Linked DNA regions of Homo sapiens: region 1 is linked to region 2. A link is a loop called in an ENCODE intact Hi-C map of the cell type or tissue named here. Cell type or tissue: Calu3. All regions are shown on one strand. Each heading gives the region's core, and the rest is flanking DNA. Links, peaks and the distances in the headings are about the cores only. Region 1 has its middle 22 kb from the start of LINC01671. Region 2 has its middle 45 kb from the start of WDR4.

Region 1 (9,570 bases), core at 1,120-9,119, 240 kb before region 2:
CTTACCTGCACCGAGCCTGCCGCCCCGTTTACATCCACGCAGGCGTTTCCCCTTACCTGCACCGAGCCTCCCGCCCCGTTTATATCCACGCAGGCGTTTCCCCTTACCTGCACCGAGCCTCCATTCCCGTTTACATCCACGCAGGCGTTTCCCCTTACCTGCACCGAGCCTCCCGCCCCGTTTACATCCACGCAGGCGTTTCCCCTTACCTGCACCGAGCCTCCATTCCCGTTTACATCCACGCAGGCGTTTCCCCTTACCTGCACCGAGCCTCCATTCCCGTTTATATCCATGCAGGCGTTTCCCCTTACCTGCACCGAGCCTCCCGCCCCGTTTACATCCACGCAGGCGTTTCCCCTTACCTGCACCGAGCCTCCCGCCCCGTTTACATCCACGCAGGCGTTTCCCCTTACCTGCACCGAGCCTCCCGCCCGGTTTACATCCACGCAGGCGTTTCCCCTTACCTGCACCGAGCCTCCCGCCCCGTTTACATCCACGCAGGCGTTTCCCCTTACCTGCACCGAGCCTCCCGCCCCGTTTACATCCACGCAGGCGTTTCCCCTTACCTGCACCGAGCCTCCCGCCCCGTTTACATCCACGCAGGCGTTTCCCCTTACCTGCACCGAGCCTCCATTCCCGTTTATATCCACGCAGGCGTTTCCCCTTACCTGCACCGAGCCTGCCGCCCCGTTTACATCCACGCAGGCGTTGCCCCTTACCTGCACCGAGCCTGCCGCCCCGTTTACATCCACGCAGGCGTTTCCCCTTACCTGCACCGAGCCTCCATTCCCGTTTATATCCACGCAGGCGTTTCCCCTTACCTGCACCGAGCCTCCATTCCCGTTTATATCCACGCAGGCGTTTCCCCTTACCTGCACCGAGCCTCCCGCCCCGTTTACATCCACGCAGGCGTTTCCCCTTACCTGCACCGAGCCTCCATTCCCGTTTATATCCACGCAGGCGTTTCCCCTTACCTGCACCGAGCCTCCCGCCCCGTTTACATCCACGCAGGCGTTTCCCCTTACCTGCACCGAGCCTCCATTCCCGTTTATATCCACGCAGGCGTTTCCCCTTACCTGCACCGGGCCTGCCGCCCCGTTTACATCCACGCAGGCGTTTCCCCTTACCTGCACCGAGCCTCCATTCCCGTTTATATCCACGCAGGCGTTTCCCCTTACCTGCACCGAGCCTCCATTCCCGTTTATATCCACGCAGGCGTTTCCCCTTACCTGCACCGAGCCTCCCGCCCCGTTTACATCCACGCAGGCGTTTCCCCTTACCTGCACCGAGCCTCCATTCCCGTTTATATCCACGCAGGCGTTTCCCCTTACCTGCACCGAGCCTCCCGCCCCGTTTACATCCACGCAGGCGTTTCCCCTTACCTGCACCGAGCCTCCATTCCCGTTTATATCCACGCAGGCGTTTCCCCTTACCTGCACCGAGCCTCCCGCCCCGTTTACATCCACGCAGGCGTTTCCCCTTACCTGCACCGAGCCTCCATTCCCGTTTATATCCACGCAGGCGTTTCCCCTTACCTGCACCGAGCCTCCATTCCCGTTTATATCCACGCAGGCGTTTCCCCTTACCTGCACCGAGCCTCCATTCCCGTTTATATCCACGCAGGCGTTTCCCCTTACCTGCACCGAGCCTCCCGCCCCGTTTACATCCACGCAGGCGTTTCCCCTTACCTGCACCGAGCCTCCATTCCCGTTTATATCCACGCAGGCGTTTCCCCTTACCTGCACCGAGCCTCCCGCCCCGTTTACATCCACGCAGGCGTTTCCCCTTACCTGCACCGAGCCTCCATTCCCGTTTATATCCACGCAGGCGTTTCCCCTTACCTGCACCGAGCCTCCCGCCCCGTTTACATCCACGCAGGCGTTTCCCCTTACCTGCACCGAGCCTCCATTCCCGTTTATATCCACGCAGGCGTTTCCCCTTACCTGCACCGAGCCTCCATTCCCGTTTATATCCACGCAGGCGTTTCCCCTTACCTGCACCGAGCCTCCATTCCCGTTTATATCCACGCAGGCGTTTCCCCTTACCTGCACCGAGCCTCCCGCCCCGTTTATATCCACGCAGGCGTTTCCCCTTACCTGCACCGGGCCTGCCGCCCCGTTTACATCCACGCATGCGTTTCCCCTTACCTGCACTGGGCCTGCCACCCTGTTTATATCTATGCCTGCGTTTTCCTCTTGCCTTTTCAATCCAGAGGCCTCACTAGCTTTGGCCTAGTCATCCTTTCTCCTTGTCTTCTCTTCAGGTATTTTATTGATGACTTCCTGATAGCACCAAATGGCTCCCCGAGGGCTCTGAGGCATTCACACGTGTGTGAGAGTGTGCAGGGATTCCCTGGAATTCAGAGGGACTGCCTTAGACTAATTTGACTGCTTTTGGGCAAAATAAGCTTATGGCCTGAAACTTGCCGATTATCCTGGCCCAGCCGTGCCTTGCCAAAGGTGTCTCTGGCCTGGCTAGCGGGTTGGGGCAGCAGCAGCAATCACCAGTGTGACCTGAGGGCGCCGTGTCACAAGCGCAGGGTACTTTGGTGGACACCTGAGAGGCAGGAATCCTGCTCAGGAGGATGAGGCTGCAGGACGCCCCCACAGCCTGTTGTGGTCAGACCCCGAGGATCCAGTGCCAGCTTGTGGTCCCCCTACTCGCTTACTGAGAACCCAGAGCCTGCCCCCAGGGCCCCGAGAGCCTTTACGCACAGTTTAATAACTAGCTGTGACTGCACACCCATGCAAGCGCTCTCCCGGGCAGGAAATCAAATGTCACCAGCACTCCGGAAACAGCCCTTATGAGGAAACGGCATTCTGGCCCCGGGGGTTTTAACTGACTTTACCTGGTGGGCCATGTGGATCCCCTCAGCCGCGCCTCTCCTCTTTACAGCCTTTGCCCACTGTCCTACTGGGCCGTTTGTCTCTTTCTAACTAATTTGTGTCAGTACCTTCTGAGCTCCGTTCATGTCTGTGAGGGTTAGTTTTCTGCGCCCTCTTGACCAGGCCTTAGGACCCAGTTATTCAAGTGAACACTACTTAGGATGTTGTCGTGAAGGCATTTTATAAATGTGCTTAACATCGCCAATCCATCAACTTTAACTAAAGGAGATTTATCCTCCATAACTTGGGTGGGCCTGGTTCAGTCAGTTGAAGGGTTTGAGAGCAAAACTGAGGCTTCCCCGAGGAAGGAGAAATCCCACCCGTGGACTCAGCCTCAGCTCTGGCCTGAGAGTTTCCAGCCTGACACCTGCCCTGGATTTCAGACTTGCCTAGCCAGCCCCCACAGTTACATAAGCCAGTTCCTTGAAGTGAATCTGTGTGTGCACATGTGCATGTGTGTGTGTGTGCATGTGTGTGTCCATGTGTGTGTCCGTGCATGAGTGTGCATGTGTGTATGCATGCATGTGTCCGTGTGTGCATCCATGTGTGCATGCACATGTGCATGTGTGTGCATGTGTGTGCACGTGTGCGTGTGTGTGCGTGTGTGTGCGTGCATGTGTGTGCACGTGTGCGTGTGTGTGCATGCATGTGTGTGCATGTGTGTGTGCGTGTGTGTGCACGTGTGCGTGTGATCTCCAACTGGTTCTGTTCCTCTGGCTGAACCTGGAGGATGCATCGTCTTTCTGCATTGTCTACCTGTTTTACAGGGACCTGCCTTATCTTTAAAATCAGAAGTAATTAAGTTCATTTTAAAAGTCAAGGCGAGTACCAAAAAGAATGTAAACACTCTATTCCAAGGCTGTTTCTTCCTGGGACAGTTGTATTTTTAACACATTTTCCCAAGAGTTGCTGCAGCCACTCTGTGTGAGCCCCGCATCCTACCACAGCCTTAGGGACAGCAAGGTCACCAGCTCTAGAAGCTCTGCCTTCAGAACGGCCCACTCTGCAGCCAGCCCCATGAAGACACCTCTTGGGTGCCTGGTGTTGTAAAATTTACCCAAATCCAGAGCCATGATTCCAAACCTGATGGTAGAAGAGCAGCATTCATTTGCTTGTTCATTCATTCAGCACACTCGTATTGCCAAGCCCTGAGAATAAGCGCAGGGATACGGTAATAAACCGGGAGAGCCAAATCGGCCCCATGGAGTCGAGTCTAGGGGAAGCAATAGACGACTAACAAAGGAACAGTAAACAGTCTGGGGCAGGAGCGGGGGGTGTATGATTGTGTATTGACGGTCGTCTTCGAGGATGGGATAAGGGTGTGATGGAATGAACCCTGCAGATCTAAGGAAAGGCCATTCCAGACCCTAGAGGAGGTCCAGGAAGGAAGTTCAGGAGCACAGGCCACAGAGGGTCACTGATTTCACCAATTTCACCAGGATCAGGGTTTTCCATACCACTAAGGCTGGAGGGACAAGGGACAGGAGCGTGAAAGGAGAGGCGAGGCTGGTGCCCCAGGAAACCCAAGCCTGGTCTCAGGCTGGTGAAGAGGTGGATGATGGAGCGAGTGGGGAATGAGTGGTCCCAGTGGCCGGAAAGCTTGCTGGGGGCTGATCTGGACAGATGGGAGGTGGGTGAGGTCCTGGGAGCGGAGGTTCTGGAGACCGGCGGGCATGGCCAATGATGAGCCCTAGGACGTGACTCTCACAATGGGGACTGAAGGGGTTGGAGGGAGGTGCCGTTGGAAAATTGCAGTAAGTGAGAAGAGTCAGAAATGGGAGGACCAGAGGGAAAGCCACTTCTCAGAGAAGAGTAACAGGTTCAACTTTGGTCCAATAATCACAATTTAGAGCTGACAGCAGCTTCAGAGGCCATGTGACAGATAAGGAAACTAAGGCCCCAAAAGCAGCCGTGGAGACCAGACCCAGGGGTTCCGGCCACGGCTCTGTGCCTTTTGTAAAGGCAGCCTATGTCTGCACTCACCTGTGCTCTGGCCCAGGCCGGCCCTGCACTTCGATTGCCGGGAGCCCTGCACGCGGAACTGTGTCTGCAGAAGCTCCTTTTGGCACCTGGGAGGGCACCTCTCATCAGTACTCCAGGACCTCGGCCATCGCCACGGACCGCAGGGTGAACGCTGGGTGGGCTGTACCATGGCCTCGGCCACCGCCTGCAGATCCAGGCTCCCTGCAGCCTGCTGGGCTGGTGGCCTCAGGGGACCGGTGAGCTGCGTCTGCCTGGGCTCCCGAAAGGCCGCTCCCAGATTTTGATTTTGCTTTGTTACCTAGAACCCAGGCCCTCTGTTGCCACAAGAGGGCCCCCCAGCCCCGGCTCACTGAGGCCCTCCCCGTGGAGGAGCGTATCCTGTCCGGTCCGCAGCTCAAATATCCAGAGATCGGGAGACCCCGGCCCTGGCCCCACCCCCGCCCCAGCTGGGCCACACTGCCCCCTCCACCACACCCCGGCAAGCCCCTCCTGGGGCTGCACTCAGTCCTGGGTGTCAGAGGGTCCTCTGGCTTCGCTTGTCACATTTAATGACAAATCAGAAATCAAATGTATCCAGAGCCAGCCTGGGCTTTAGGATAGAAGGGGAGGGCAGGAGTGGGGGCTCCGGGGACAGGGGCTGGCCGAGGAGGGAGGATGGGGGCAAGAGGATATTCGTGGGGCACCCACTCCCCACCCATCCGCCACCCCCTCCTCCCAGGGCTCCTTCTGAGGCCTCGCTGTCCCCGCCTTTTAGTAAAAAGTGGAGAAACAGCCTCACAGGGTGACCTGCTTCAGCTCCCAAAGCCATGCTGTGGCTGACCAGGGTCAGGACCCAGGTACCAGGTCCACGGCTCAGGGGTGGGAGCCAAGCCTCACTCGACTCCACGCTCAGGGCCGGGACCCAGGCCACAAGCCCGACCTTTGTCCTTTCCTCGAGCTTGCTGGGAAGCCTAGACTCACCCAAATCCAACCCAAAAAAGGCTGCAACAAACCAGCCTTGCTTGTGATTTCGTTTTATGATTTTCTTTTCACATTTTCTTACTATGGGAATTCTCATGGGTACATAAAAATAGACAGCTTAATATGCACCATATCCCATCCCTCAGCCTTGACAGTTGTCAACAGCCTGCCTTTCCTGCTTCAAATCTACCATGTAAGCCTTCATTTTATCTCATATGGTTTGCTTTTTTTTTTTTTTTTTTTTTTTTGAGCTGGTGTCTCACTCTGTTACCCAGGCTGGAGTGCAGTGGCGCCATCTCGGCTCACTGCAACCTCTGCCTCCCAGGTTCAAGCGATTCTCCTGCCTCAGCCTCCCGAGCAGCTGGGACTACAGGCTCACACCGCCATGTCTGGCTAATTTTTGTATTTTTGTAGAGATGGGGTTTCATGATGTTGGCTTCACAATGTTGGCCAGGCTGGTCTCAAACTCCTGGACTCAAGTAATCTGCCTGCCTCAGCCTCCCGAAGTGCTGGGATTACAGGCGTGAGCCACCATGCCCAGCCTTATTACGTATTTTTAAGCAAATTATTGGATCATACCATTGCACCCAAACAATGCTGCCGTGTTACACAGCCATTTGTCCAGCCTCCTGTTCTATGGATGAAGATCACCAGGGTTCTCCACTTTCCAGACGAACGAAGCCACTGACGACCCGACAGGCCACGTGACTTGGCACAGCGCAGCCCTCAGGATCAGGGTCCTATCAGAGCCCTCTGGGGATGCTGGTTGTGCCTGGTGGCATTGCAGGAGGGAACGAGCCCTGCCTGGACTGTCCCCAGGTGATCACACACATGCCACCGGGATGAGGCAGGAGGGTGGACCCTTGTGAGAGGAACAAGCCACGGGTGCTCTGTCCCCTGGCATCCCCTCAGCAGCAGGACTCTAAATCCCCTCGCCTCCTACTGAAGGAGGAGAGAAATGAGTAAGAAATTGAAGTTACCACTAACGTTATTTTTAGAAACTGCAGTACGAAATGAAAAAAAAATGTCTCCAGACTGCCGAGGAAACGAGAAATACATGCCTCCAAATTATATGAAAGGCAAGAAAACCACCCAAGTGCCAGTGACTCACAGGAGCTGGGGTGGGTTCAATCAGGATAGGGAACTCCTGGAGGGCCTTCAACTGGGCGGCAAGTTGATGGCACTGCTGTCACCCTGCAGGAAAGACCCGGCTCTCTTCCAAAGCCTCCCCAGCCATTTGCAAGCTCAGCGTGGGAAGCAGGCTGGGCTGAGCACGTCCAGGGCTCCCAAACTACGCTGGAGCCAAAATCCAGGACTCCCGCCTGAATTGGGATCCTTGGAGCGGGGTGCTGGAGGGAATGCTGCGGCCTCTCAGGTCTGTGACCGCGTCCACGCCAAGGCTTGCTGCATGCAACCCGTAAGCTGAGAGTTGCCACCATCCAGACACCACCCTGTGCAGCGGAGTGGGGCAGGGCAGGACTGAGAGACGGTGTCTGCCCTCCAGACCACCTTGCAGGCCCATGCTGTGGGGCTCAGTCTCCCTCACCCTGGGGCATGGATCAAGCAGGCCTGTCCCCTCTAAGAATGCCCCATCTCTGTAGTCCTCTGTAAAAGTCACTAATGCTTTCTGCCAAGTATTTCCAATTCTTGCCCCTTCTAGGCTCCTGCAGCAATTCCGCTCCCAGCCTCCTACCATGTTGGCCAACATTTTGACACGTGAACCTTCTGGGCTGGGCATGGGTCATGTGGCAGAGCCATTTCCCCTTGGCCATGGGGACTGGCAACATCCGACACGTCGGCTGCTCAGTGAGCCTGGTCCAGGCGTGGCAGTGTGAGGCAGAGTCCCCCAGCCCAGTAGCCCCCCAGTAACTGGGTAACCAATGTGACAGGACGGCCACGGGGAGGCCGGGGTGGTGCTCAGTGGGCAGAGGTGGCTCATTTACAGCACTGTGCCTGTGACGCTGTGGGAAGCCGACCTCACACCTAACAAAATCGCAGCTCCAGAGGAGGGGCCTGGAAACGATGTTAGTAGTAATGGGTGTTGCTTGCCTTTGGATTGCTTTAGAAAGATATTATAAGGAAATGATGCACTCAGAAAGTAATTATGTGGTTTGTAAGCCAGGATGAAAGGGAACGGAGAGTTCAATTCAGGAACGTGCAGGACTAAACAGAAGCTCCTCAAATACCAACAGCAAAATGGTAAAATGGAAAGATGCCTGAAGCAACAGCTGCCACAAAAGCTCAACGTCTTCAAGAGGGAAATCAAGCCATGGCCTCATGTCCACTTCCACCACATCTCTTAAGAGAAAACTCAAATCTTTTTTTCTCTGCTCTCACACAACTACAACAATCAGCACAGAAGACTTCTGTGACCCCAAAATATGTGGAGATTTCTCCCCACCAGCAAGCAAGCAGTCAGCACTACAGCAGACACCGTCTGGGTGTCCTGTAATTCCATCCTGACACTCTACCTGGAGAGAGCTTGTATTCCATAGGATGGGGGCTCCGTCCCCAAGACTGCCCCCTCCCACCTCAGACACCAGTTGCAAGCCTGTGCCTCTGGAACTTCTGACCAACTGGCTATAAATCAGGGTTCCCACAACCCCATCTCTGGGTTCAATTAATTTGCTGGAGCAGCTCATACAACTCAGGAAAACACTTATGTTTACCAGTTTGTTATAAAAGACATTGCAAAAGATACAGATGAAGAAACACATAGGGCAAAGTATGGGGGAAAGGGTGCAGAGCTTCCATGCCCTCCCCAGGGGCCACCCTCCAGGAGCCTCTGTGTGGTCAGTGTTCAGCCATCCTGAAGAGCCCTTTCCTCTTGGGCCTTTCATGGAGATGCATGGGGTGGGCATGATTGACAACCATGTAGAAATATGATTGGCCCAAAAGGATATGGTCTAAACCCGGCGAGGCTGTCTGGCCACATTCTTCTTGGCTTTTCTGGGCAGCATTCCCTCCTCCAGGGTGTGGGGTAGGACCCCCTCTGGAATGAGGGGCTTATGACCCACAAGCAGATTAGGGTTCCACCTGCCCAAGGCAGGTGAAAAGAGGGCAGAAGAAGATCAGGGAGAGAGATTCTGTTTGTTAGGGCTGTGGGAGTTATAAGCCAGGAACTGTGGACAAAACCCCATATATATATATATGTATATACATACATATATGCATATATTAAGCCATATGTGTATGTATGTATATATACATATACATATATGTATATACATCTATATGGGGTTTTGTCCACATTTTTTATACATTTTTTTTATATATAAGATAATATTACAATGTCTGAATGGACCGAAGTGAATCATGTCAGGTGGACACAATGGCTCGGGAAAAACAGACAAAGGGTATGGCATTCCTATGTAAGCTCTGTCGCCTCGAGAGGCCTGCAATCGTCTCTCTCCATAATTTCAGTAAGAAGCCGAACAAACGCATTTTTAAGAGGATGGTAACACCAAAGGACCTATAAACCTAGAAGAAAATCATCAATTATCATTATCTGTAGCAGTTTATGTTCTAAAAAGTCACTGTAAACACGGATTTAGAGATGAATGAACCATGCTCCTAGGAGAAAGACAGGGTTAAGGTTCCTGAGAGCTCTGGTCACTAAATTTTCATCAATCCACACACGATCTTGTTTTATGTGTGTTTCTGTTTAAAGACACCTGTGTAATATTGTTGACTCATTAACATTGAAGCTTTCTCTAAGATGCCTTTTTTCTCTGTCTGGCAC
Region 2 (9,570 bases), core at 1,104-9,103:
GGTTAACATCACCACCAATGGGCCACATTAAAGCTGTGTGCCCTGGCAGGATGCAGTGAGAGCTCTGCGTCGCTTTCACCATCTTCCTGCCCAAGAGGCATCACCTGAGCCTCATCGTGGGGGAATCGTCAGCCCAACCCGCAGTGAGGGGCGGGGGCTCCACAAGACACCTGGCCTGTGATCATCCAAGGGCAAAGTCCTGAAAGTCAAGGAAAGATGGAAAAGCTGTTCCAAGGAACAGCTCGGACCACTAAATGCAACAGACCACTAAATGCAAACACTAAATGCAGAGACATGACCACTAAATGCAACAAGGGATCCTGGAAGGGACTCTTGTGCTGTAAAGGACGTCGCTGGGGCCATTGAGGAAACTCGAACAGGACCTGTGGATCAGATAATCATGATACATCAGTGCTGATTTCCCGATTTCTATGTCTAGATGTGGTTACGTAGGAAAACATCCCTGTTCGTAGGTAGTTCACACTAACATATTTGGTGGTGGGTTATCATGGTGACAACTCAATTGGTTGAGAAAAAAAACAAACCCTTTGTGATATTCTTACAATGAGTGAATGAGTGAGTGAATGCTAACCCCTCACCACAGTACAGGAAGGTTACAACAAATGCAGTCATAAAGACTGGCTTCAGCCACCCTCTGCAGCCAAACCCATGTGATGGGCCTACAAGTCATCCAAAGTGTGCTCATTCATTCATTCGATGTACATTCATTCATTCCTTCCACATATATTAAGCACCTCTTGTGTGGACGGGACCGCACAAGGTTCAGGGAGCCAAGGACAAAGAAAGCCGTGTCTTCTCTCAAGGAGACAACAGTCTAGTCCATTGTAAGGTTTGACTTTGTGTTTTTTGGTTTTTTTTTTTTTTTGAGACAGAGTCTCGCTCTGTCGCCCAGGCTGAAGTGCGGTGATGCGATCTTGGCTCATGGCAACCTCTGCCTCCTGGGTTCCAGCAATTCTCCTGTCTCAGCCTCCCAAGTAGCTGGGACTACAGGCACCTGCCACCACGTCTGGCTAATTTTTATATTTTTTAGTAGAGGCAGCGTTTCTCCTTGTTGGTTAGGCTGGTCTTGAACTCCTGACCTCAGGTGATCTACCTGCCTCGGTCTCCCAAAGGGCTGGGATTACAGGCATGAGCCACCGCGCCCAGCCAGTTTGTTTTGTTTTGTTTTTTTGACACAGAGTCTCACTCGGTCATCCAGGCAACAGTGCAGTGGTGCGATCTCAGCTCACTGCAACCTCCCCCTCCCGGGTTCAAGCGATTCTCCCACCTCCGCCTCCTGAGTACCTGGGATTACAAGCACCCGTTACCCCACCTGGCTAATTTCTGTATTTTTAGTAGAGACGAGGTTTCACCACCTTGGCCAGGTTGGTCTTGAACTCCTCACCTCAGGTGATCCACCCATCTCGGCCTCCTAAAGTGCTGGTATTACAGGTATCAGCCACCGCACCCAGAGTGGGGGGTTGACTTTGGAGGAATGCCAGTTCCACCCCTGGCTCCAGCACCTTCCTGTGTGTGACCACAGGCAGTCATGGAGCGCCAGGCGCCTCACTCATGAAGTGTGACAGTGATAGCAACTTCCCTAGGTGGCAGTGAAACTTCAGTGTAGCGGCCGTGAAAACATTTCCCACGGTGGCCGGTGGGTACTTGGTCCTTGGAAAATATTTTTCTTCTCATTTCCGTGGAAATAGCCTTCAGAGTTCTCAGAATCGCTTTCCCCAAAACCTGAAAATCTTAAAGGGGAAACCATTTTCAGAATAAAAAGAGCCACCTCTCATGACTGACACTGCCCCCTGCTGTGGTCCCGATGAGAACCAGGGCACTAGTGGGTAAGGTATGAGCTGTGCCTGCCAGAGAGACAAGCCCAGTGTTTCCAACGTGAAGTAATACTTAGAAACTAAACAGGAGTTCCAAAAATTTTAAACTTGGTTTTTTTTTTTTTTTTTTTGGAGATGGAGTTTCACTCGTTGCCCAGGCTGGAGTGCAATGGCATGATCCCCACTCACCGCAACCTCCGCCTCCCAGGTTCAGGCGATTCTCCTGCCTCAGCCTCCCAAGTAGCTGGGATTACAGGCATGCGCCACCATGCCTGGCTAATTTTTGTATTTTTAGTAGACTGGGGGGTTTCACCATGTTGGCCAGGCTGGACTCGAACTCCTGACCTCAGGTGATCCACCCACCTCGGCCTCCCAAAGTGCTGGGAGTACATGCGTGAGCCACTGCACCCGGCCCTCCTGCTTCCTTTTAATGCTGTGTATATTCCTTTGGATGAATGTGCTGGAATTTGATTTTTGGACAAATCAAATTGGACATTTGGTTTGTTTCCAGTCTGGAGCTGTTGAGAATGGAACTGCTGTGAACATTTTTGTGCGAATCTTTTCAGGGACATTGCTTTCATCCGTCTTGGGTAAATGTCTAGGAGTAGGATTGCCTGGCCATCAGTGCATTTATGACTTGTTAAAAACTGCTGATTTTGTCTTTTTCTTTTTTTTTGAGACAACAGTCTTGTTCTCTTGCCCAGGCTGCAGTGCAGTGGCACAATCATGGCTCACTATAGCCTCCAACTCAGGTGTTCCTCCCACCTCAGCCTCCCAAAGTGATGGGGTTACATGTGTGAGCCACTGTGCCTGGCCCAAAACTTCTGGTTTTCTGAAGTGGTTGTGCCACATCCTTGCTAACTTGTTGTTTCCTTTGTGCATTTTTTTTTTTTTTTTTTTGAGACTGTGTCTTGCTTTATTGCCTAGGCTGGCATGGCTCACTGCAACCTCTGCCTGCTGGGTTCGAGCGGTTCTCCTGTCTCAGCCTCCCAAATATCTGGGATTACAGGCGCCCGCCACCACGCCCAGCTAATTATTGTATTTTTTTTTAGTAGAGACAGGGTTTTACCATGTTGGTCAGGCTAGTCTTGAACTCCTGACCTCAAGCAATCCACCTGCCTTAGCCTCCCAAATTTTGGGATTCCAGGTGTAAGCCACCGGGCCCGGCCTGCAATTCTTCTAAGCTGCTTTCCCCCCTCCCCCCGAACCCAGCTTCAAGTGATTCTCCTGCCTCAGCCTCCTGAGTAGTTGGGATTACAGGAATGTGCCACCATGCCCGGCCAAATTTTGTATTTTTAGTAGAGATGGGGGTTTCACCATACTGGCCAGGCTGGTCTTGAACCCGACCTCAAGTGATCCACCCACTTTGGCCTCCCAAAGTGCTGGGATTACAGGCGTGAGCCACCGTGTCCGGCCCTAGGCTGCTTTTAGCCATCAACGTGTATTGAGGGCAAGGACATCTAGAGTCGAGTGAATAGTGGCGAGGCACCACGGAAACGCAGCCACCAGACTGCATCAGAGGGACCTGTCCTTGCCCTGCCTTCCTCTGACTGTCTGGTCAATGTACAGGGTGGGGAGTGGGCCAAGGTTGGGTGCATCGTTTTATTTTAGTTCAATTGCACAGCAGTCTGAAACAGAGCAGAATGCTTCTTCCTGGACTGCGTGTCATTCTGTGTCTGCTTTGAAGTTTGCCATGCCTTTTCCCCACACTCACACGTGCTGTCTGCCAGCCCCCTCCATCATCTGCCAGCCCCCTCCAACCGCAGGACTACTCAGTATCTGTGGGATGCCTCTGCCACCCTCACTGGAGCTGTGGCCACGAGATGTGCTCTGGATGCCTCAGCGGGTCCCTCAGGACCTGCAGGGACAGTATCCAGCACAGCATCAGGACAAAGTGCTCTTGGCTTCTAGTTCTAGAACAAGCGGCTCGTGCCAATCAACCCTGCTTCCAGCTCTTCCTGTCTTTATTTTTTGACCTGAAAATGTGCATTTACCTGTTACTGGGGAGACTGGCTAGCCAGGCAGGGAGAGCGAATCCTAAGTGCACACACATTCCTCCGTGTGAACAGACCACAGCTTGCTTTTCATTGTCCTGGCCACATCAGGAAACAGCACCCGCAGCGGCTTTGCAGACCCCTCCCCTCAAGTGTTCTTGTATTCAACCCCCACACCCTGCAAGAAGTAAGGATGACCCTGACTTCTGACACCTGACGTTGGCTTTGCCTGTTTCTGAATTTGGTTGCAGAATCACTCAGCATGTTCTAAGGGCAGAGAGTCACTGGTGTCGCTGTGAGTATACATTGCCTTATCGAGGGTGCTGCCTCCCCGTGTCAGGCTGTGGTGCTGCTGGGAATTGCTTGCATGTGCCACACCTGACACAAGTTAGCCAGGCGTGGTGGCACGCGCCTGTAATCCCAGCTACTCAGGAGGCTAGGGCAGGAGAATCACTGAAACCTGGGAGGCAAAGGTTTCAGTGAGCCGAGATGTCGCCACTGCACTCCAGCTTGGAGACAGAGCGAAACTCCGTCTCAAAAAAAAAAAAAAGAGAGAGAAAGAAAAAGAAAACCTGGCAGATACCTCCTTACCCTTGTGCTCAAGGTCAACATTGCCAGTCATGAGACACTTGGACATGTGGACCCCTGGTGTGGTACCCTGGGAAGGACACAGCGCCACTGCATGCACTTCCCGCCAAAATGTGTAGCCTGTGAAATGATGTCCGGCCAAACATGGAGACACATTCCGCAGCACTCACCCCTCAGAGGTGTCATGGCCACTGAGGCCAGGACGAACTGAGGGACAGTCACAGCGTGGAGGGGACTAAGGCGACAGCAAAGGGCAGCCTGGGAGGCTGGCTTGGGTCCTGGGACAGGAAGATGATGGCGTGGGGACTTTTAAAGTACGGAGTCACTTGGCCTGGCTGTGTTTGTGCATGAACCAGCAGAGGGGGAGAAAGTGGTCAGGTCATAGCGGGAGGGCCACAGGGGACATCCAGGGGCAAGTGAGACCGGGAAGGACTCCTGCCTGATTTTCCTGCCTTCCTGAATTTCTGTGTTTGCAGGGGCGGGGAGGGGGGATGTAATTTACATACAGCAAAACAGAGAGATCTCAAAAGATGCTGTTGGGTGAGTACTGTCAAACGTGTACACCATGTAACCGTCACCCCAGTCAAGACGTGGAGTGTTTCCATCACCCCTCAGGCTTTGCCCTGTGCCCCACAATCATACTTCCCAGTGCTGCGCTTAGACCGGGTAGGCAGGACGCCGTGCCTCAGGGCTCGGGCTGACCGAGGAGGAAGCAAATACTTCAGCAGCCCTACTCAGGGGCCGCGCTCTAGTATTTCTTTGGGATTTTCCAAGTCTGTCTTTGGTGCTTGGGAATGGTTGGTCCCCATCTTTCCCATGCAGGGCACTCTCTGATCCTCTATACCCTACCTCCTAGGGTCAACCAGTCCATGCCTGTCTTGGCCTTCAGCAGTGCGTGTGTATGTGTGTGTGCGTGCGTGCATGTGTGCACACATACCCTTTGGTGTTCTGCTGTTCCACTTTTCTGGTTAAGCACCCAAGGTGGTGGGGTAGGGGCGGGGGTCCTTCACCCTGTGCACTCCAGGACACACCCCCATCCCCTCTGTAGGCTCCACTCCACACCACCTGCCCACCTCCACACCTATGACCTTGTCCCCTCTCGCCTCTGATCAGGATGGTGATGTTGTGGCGAGGTCGTGCTCTCCCAGGTCCATCTTCAGGCCTGTAGACAGAAAGACGGACCTTCCTCGCACAAGTGGACCTCTCTTCTCGCTTGACCCAGAGCCCTGCTGGAGGCGGCCAGGGAGGCAGGGGTGTGGGCGACACTGGGAATGCAGCCATCGTAGCTGAGGAGTCCAAGTGGGCCCATGACTGGAAGTCTCCTGCTTCTACTAAGAATTTTTTTTTTCAAGACAGGAGTTTTGCTCTTGTCGCCCAGGCTGGAGTGCAGTGGCCCACCTCGACCTCCCAAAGTGCTGGGATTACAGACATGAGCCACCTGGCCGTATCCAGTTATCTGTTGATATCAGTATGGATTTGGGGACATTTATTTTATGCTGTTATAAACCAATGCTATGGCCATTGACTCATTCCAGGTTTGGCCCCTGGGATCTCCCTCAGGCTGGCCCCTGGGTTCTTTCAACAATTCCCCATCTTTTTCAAACACATCCTCATTTCCTGGGTCTACAAAGTACTCCAGGCTTAGCTAGGATTTCGTCTGCCCCAGTCCTGGAACAAACCAGTTCTCCAAGGATTGCCAGTTTCATACGCTGGAGAATAGTGCTAGAAAACGAAGATCTGAGTGCAAGGTGAGCTCACTGTGGCTGGGATATCATCGTTTCTAGACCCTTTGAGCTTAAAGACCTAGAAAAGACATGCATACTTAATAGCCCAAGCATAGGCAGGCTTCTGCATTTATTCCTGTATCTACCTGCATATATACATGGTAAAAACCATGGGTTTACACAGATACCTTGGAGCCAACCCAACACCAAGGGCTTTCCTTGGCCTCCCTCTGGCTCTCACTGTCCGATGCAGATTAGATTTACCTGTGTGGTCAATCCTCGTGTGTACATACATTTCAGAACTGCTGGCCTGGACCCATGTGAAAAACAGTCACCATCTACAGCAGGGGTGTCCAAGCTTTTGGCTTCCCTGGGCCACACTGAACAACTGTATTGCACCACACATAAAATACACTAACATTAATGATGACTGATGAGTTAAAAAAAAAAAAATCGCAAAAAAATCTCATAATGTCTTACGAAAGTTTACAAATTTGTGTTGGGCCGCATTCAAAGCTGTCCTGGGCCGCACAGCCCAGAAGCCGCGAGTTGGACAAGCTTGATCTCCAGTATTCTGTCCAGTTCTTTTTGTCTTTAAACTTACTTACGGTATCCATCAAAATCCTATTTTCCAAAGTTACTTTTTTTTTCTTTTTAGATAGAGTCTCGCTCTGTGGCCCAGGCTTGAATGTGATCTCAGCTCACTGCAACCTCCACATCCTGGGCCTCCTGCCTCAGCCTCCCCAGTAGCTGGGACTACAGGCGTGTGCACCACCATGCCCAACTAATTTTTGTATTTTTAGTAGAGACAGGGTTTCACCGTGATGGCCAGGCTGGTCTTGAACTCCTTACCTCAGGTGATCCTGCCTCAGCCTCCCAAAGTGCTGGAATTACAGGCGTAAGCCACTGTTCCTGGCCCACAGTTACTCGTTTCTTTCCTTCACCCTGGATTCAGGATGGTAAAGTTATTCCTTTTGAACAGTGAAGTTTGCTTGTTACTGTTTATATCCATTTGGAATTTCTCCCACAATCTGGTTGATCTTCATTATTTTGGGGGGCTATGAAACATCACTGTGATTCTAAGAATGGGGCGCTTCACAGAAAGTCTCCTTAGAAAAATGTTGCTCCGCCCCATCCCTGCTACTCCATTCCCGTTCCCTTCTTTCTGCCCCACTCCCATCCGCCCCTGCAGGCAACAACTCTCTTTAGGTCCTGGTTTATCTTTCCTTCCTCCAGAGCACCCGAGTAACTGCTTCTCTCCCCATCTCCCTTACCTGAAGAGCACACGCTGCAGATACACATCTGCACCTGCTTCGTGCTCAGCAGCGGGTCGTGGGAACCACCCTACATTGTCACTCATCTGTCACGGCTGCACAGTGCTCCCTTGTGACACAATGCACAGCCTATAACCTTTTGGGTGTTTGCATATTGTTGGACGTGCATCTTCAGGGCAGACTCCACCAAGCGCTGCTTCTGGGTGTGGGTCAGACGTGGGACCTGGGAAAGGATCCAAAGGGCCCTGTGGTCCGGTCCAGACCAGGGTGAGGCATGGAGGAGGCTCTGCACAGCCATTTGCAGCTCAGCCAGCACCGGGTGATGGCAGGGAGGCCTGGGCTTCTGCACTGGCTTCTGGCCTCTTCTGGGCACCCACGCTTTGTCCATGAATGGAAAGCAATGCTGACGGCTGCCCAATGTGTCCAGGACGTTTCTGAAACTCCTGTTCCTCTCCCCGTCCCTCTCTCTGTCCCACTGTCCACCTCAGTGACCTCCTCTCTTCGTGGCTCTCACCCCACACTCTGCCACTGCCACATTTTCCTCTGCGCCCAGCCTCTGCCTCCACCTGAAACTTTCCTGGAAATCTCAAAATGTAATTCCAGGTCCCGCTGCCCTGGGCAGCACATCCCCCTTCAGAATAAAGGGCACCAACCGTCCCCTGGCACCTGCCTAAGCCATACCCCTTGCTCCCCTCCCCAGTCCCTGCAGCCCAAGGGTCCCCTCGACCACCCCAAGTCCCCACCTGGGCTTCTGCTGCACCCCCGCTGCCCTCCCTCCCGCTGGCCGGCAGCACCTTCTCCACCCGGGCCCCTCTGCTCACAGCGCTCCCCGCCCCCGTCTCCCCGAGGGGCGGGGAGCCAGGACATGGCCCTGAAAGCCTAGCCCTGGCCTTGACCTCCCCAGAGCGCCCTCCCCACCCTCCGCCCTCTGCCAACCCTGGCCCCTGCCCTGGCCCCGTCCTTGTCCTCTGCTGCTGGCCTTGGGGTCGCGCCCCGCAGACTGGGCTGTGCGTGGGGGTCCTGGCGGCCTGTGCCGTCCCACGCCTACGGGGATGGGCGAGGTCCTTCTTGGGGCTTCTCTTACCCACTCTCCAGTCACCTGAGGGCGCTGCTTCCCTGCGGCCACCCCAGGTTTCTGTGCAGCCGAAGCCTCTGCCTCTGCGGCCGGGTGATCCCAAGACCCCGGGGTCCAGGGAGGCACGGGATCTGCTCCCCCGGTCCCAAATGCACCGGCTGCGCCTTAGGAGGGACGGCCTCCACCCATGGCGCTGGCGCCCAGGGGCCGCTCCTCGGACTACAGCACTTGCTCGTCGCCCTGCGCCCTGTTTAGTTCTCATCACCAGCAGCCTGGACTAGGGCCCTGGTCCTTCTGGCCTCCTTCCACAGCCCGCTGCACATCTCACCCACTTCCCCGAGGTGCTGTCATTGTTTAGCTGGGCCCCTCAGCCTCCGTGGTTTAGAATCGTCAGAAAGCCCGGTTCATCAGGTCACTATTGATTCTGGTTTGCATAATCCTTTCTAAACTGTGTGACTGTTCCCTGTCAAATTTGTTTTTGAAATGGAGTCCCTCTCTGTCACCCAGGCTGGAGTGAAATGGCACGATCTTGGCTCACTGCAGCCTCCACCTCCCAAGTTCAAGTGATCCTCCTGCCTCAGCCTCTCAAGTAGCTGGGACTACACACACCACCAGGACCAGCTGATTTTTGTATTTTTAGTAGAGATGGGGTTTCACCTGTTGGCCAGGCTGGTCTCAAACTCCTGACCTCAGGTGATCCACCCGCCTCACCCGCCTCAGCCTCCCAGACTGCTGGGATTACAGGTGTGAGCCACCACGCCCTACCAAGCAGTGGTTTTTAAAGGCAAAATGAAGGCCGGGCACGGTGGCTCACGCCTGTAATCCCAACACTTTGGGAGGCCGAGGCAGGCGGATCACTTGAGGTCAGGAGTTCAAGACCAGCTTGTCCAACACGGTTAAACCCCGTCTCTACTAAAAACTCAAAAAAATAGCCGGGCGTGGTGGACACCTGTAATTCTAGCTATTCAGGAGGCTGAGGCAGGAGAATCTCGAACCTGAGAGGCTGAGGTTGCAGTGAGCCAAGATTGCACCACTGCACTCCAGCCTGGGCAACAAGAGTGAAACTCTGTCTCAAAAAAC

What was found. A loop is a pair of places that touch in the nucleus more often than their neighbours do. Peaks named below come from ENCODE experiments on the same cell type or tissue, not always from the same donor. Only the 100,000 strongest peaks of a DNase experiment are listed, where the experiment ranks them.
Region 1: a loop joins it to region 2, with 8 times the contacts of the local background. A loop is called at or near these places in 29 of 110 quality-filtered maps.

What each region holds. Positions count from the first base shown.
Region 1 is chr21:42,588,236-42,597,805 of GRCh38, forward strand. No RefSeq gene overlaps it. Among named protein-coding and RNA genes, the nearest start is that of LINC01671, 22 kb to the right of the region's middle. RefSeq lists enhancers at 2,527-5,977, 3,018-3,965. In Calu3, for the core only: a CTCF peak has its summit at 5,209 (motif pointing right); a DNase peak (open chromatin) is centred at 5,196.
Region 2 is chr21:42,829,455-42,839,024 of GRCh38, forward strand. No RefSeq gene overlaps it. Among named protein-coding and RNA genes, the nearest start is that of WDR4, 45 kb to the right of the region's middle. RefSeq lists an enhancer at 5,061-6,012. In Calu3, for the core only: no CTCF peak of the experiment used is centred there; DNase peaks (open chromatin) are centred at 1,517 and 4,167.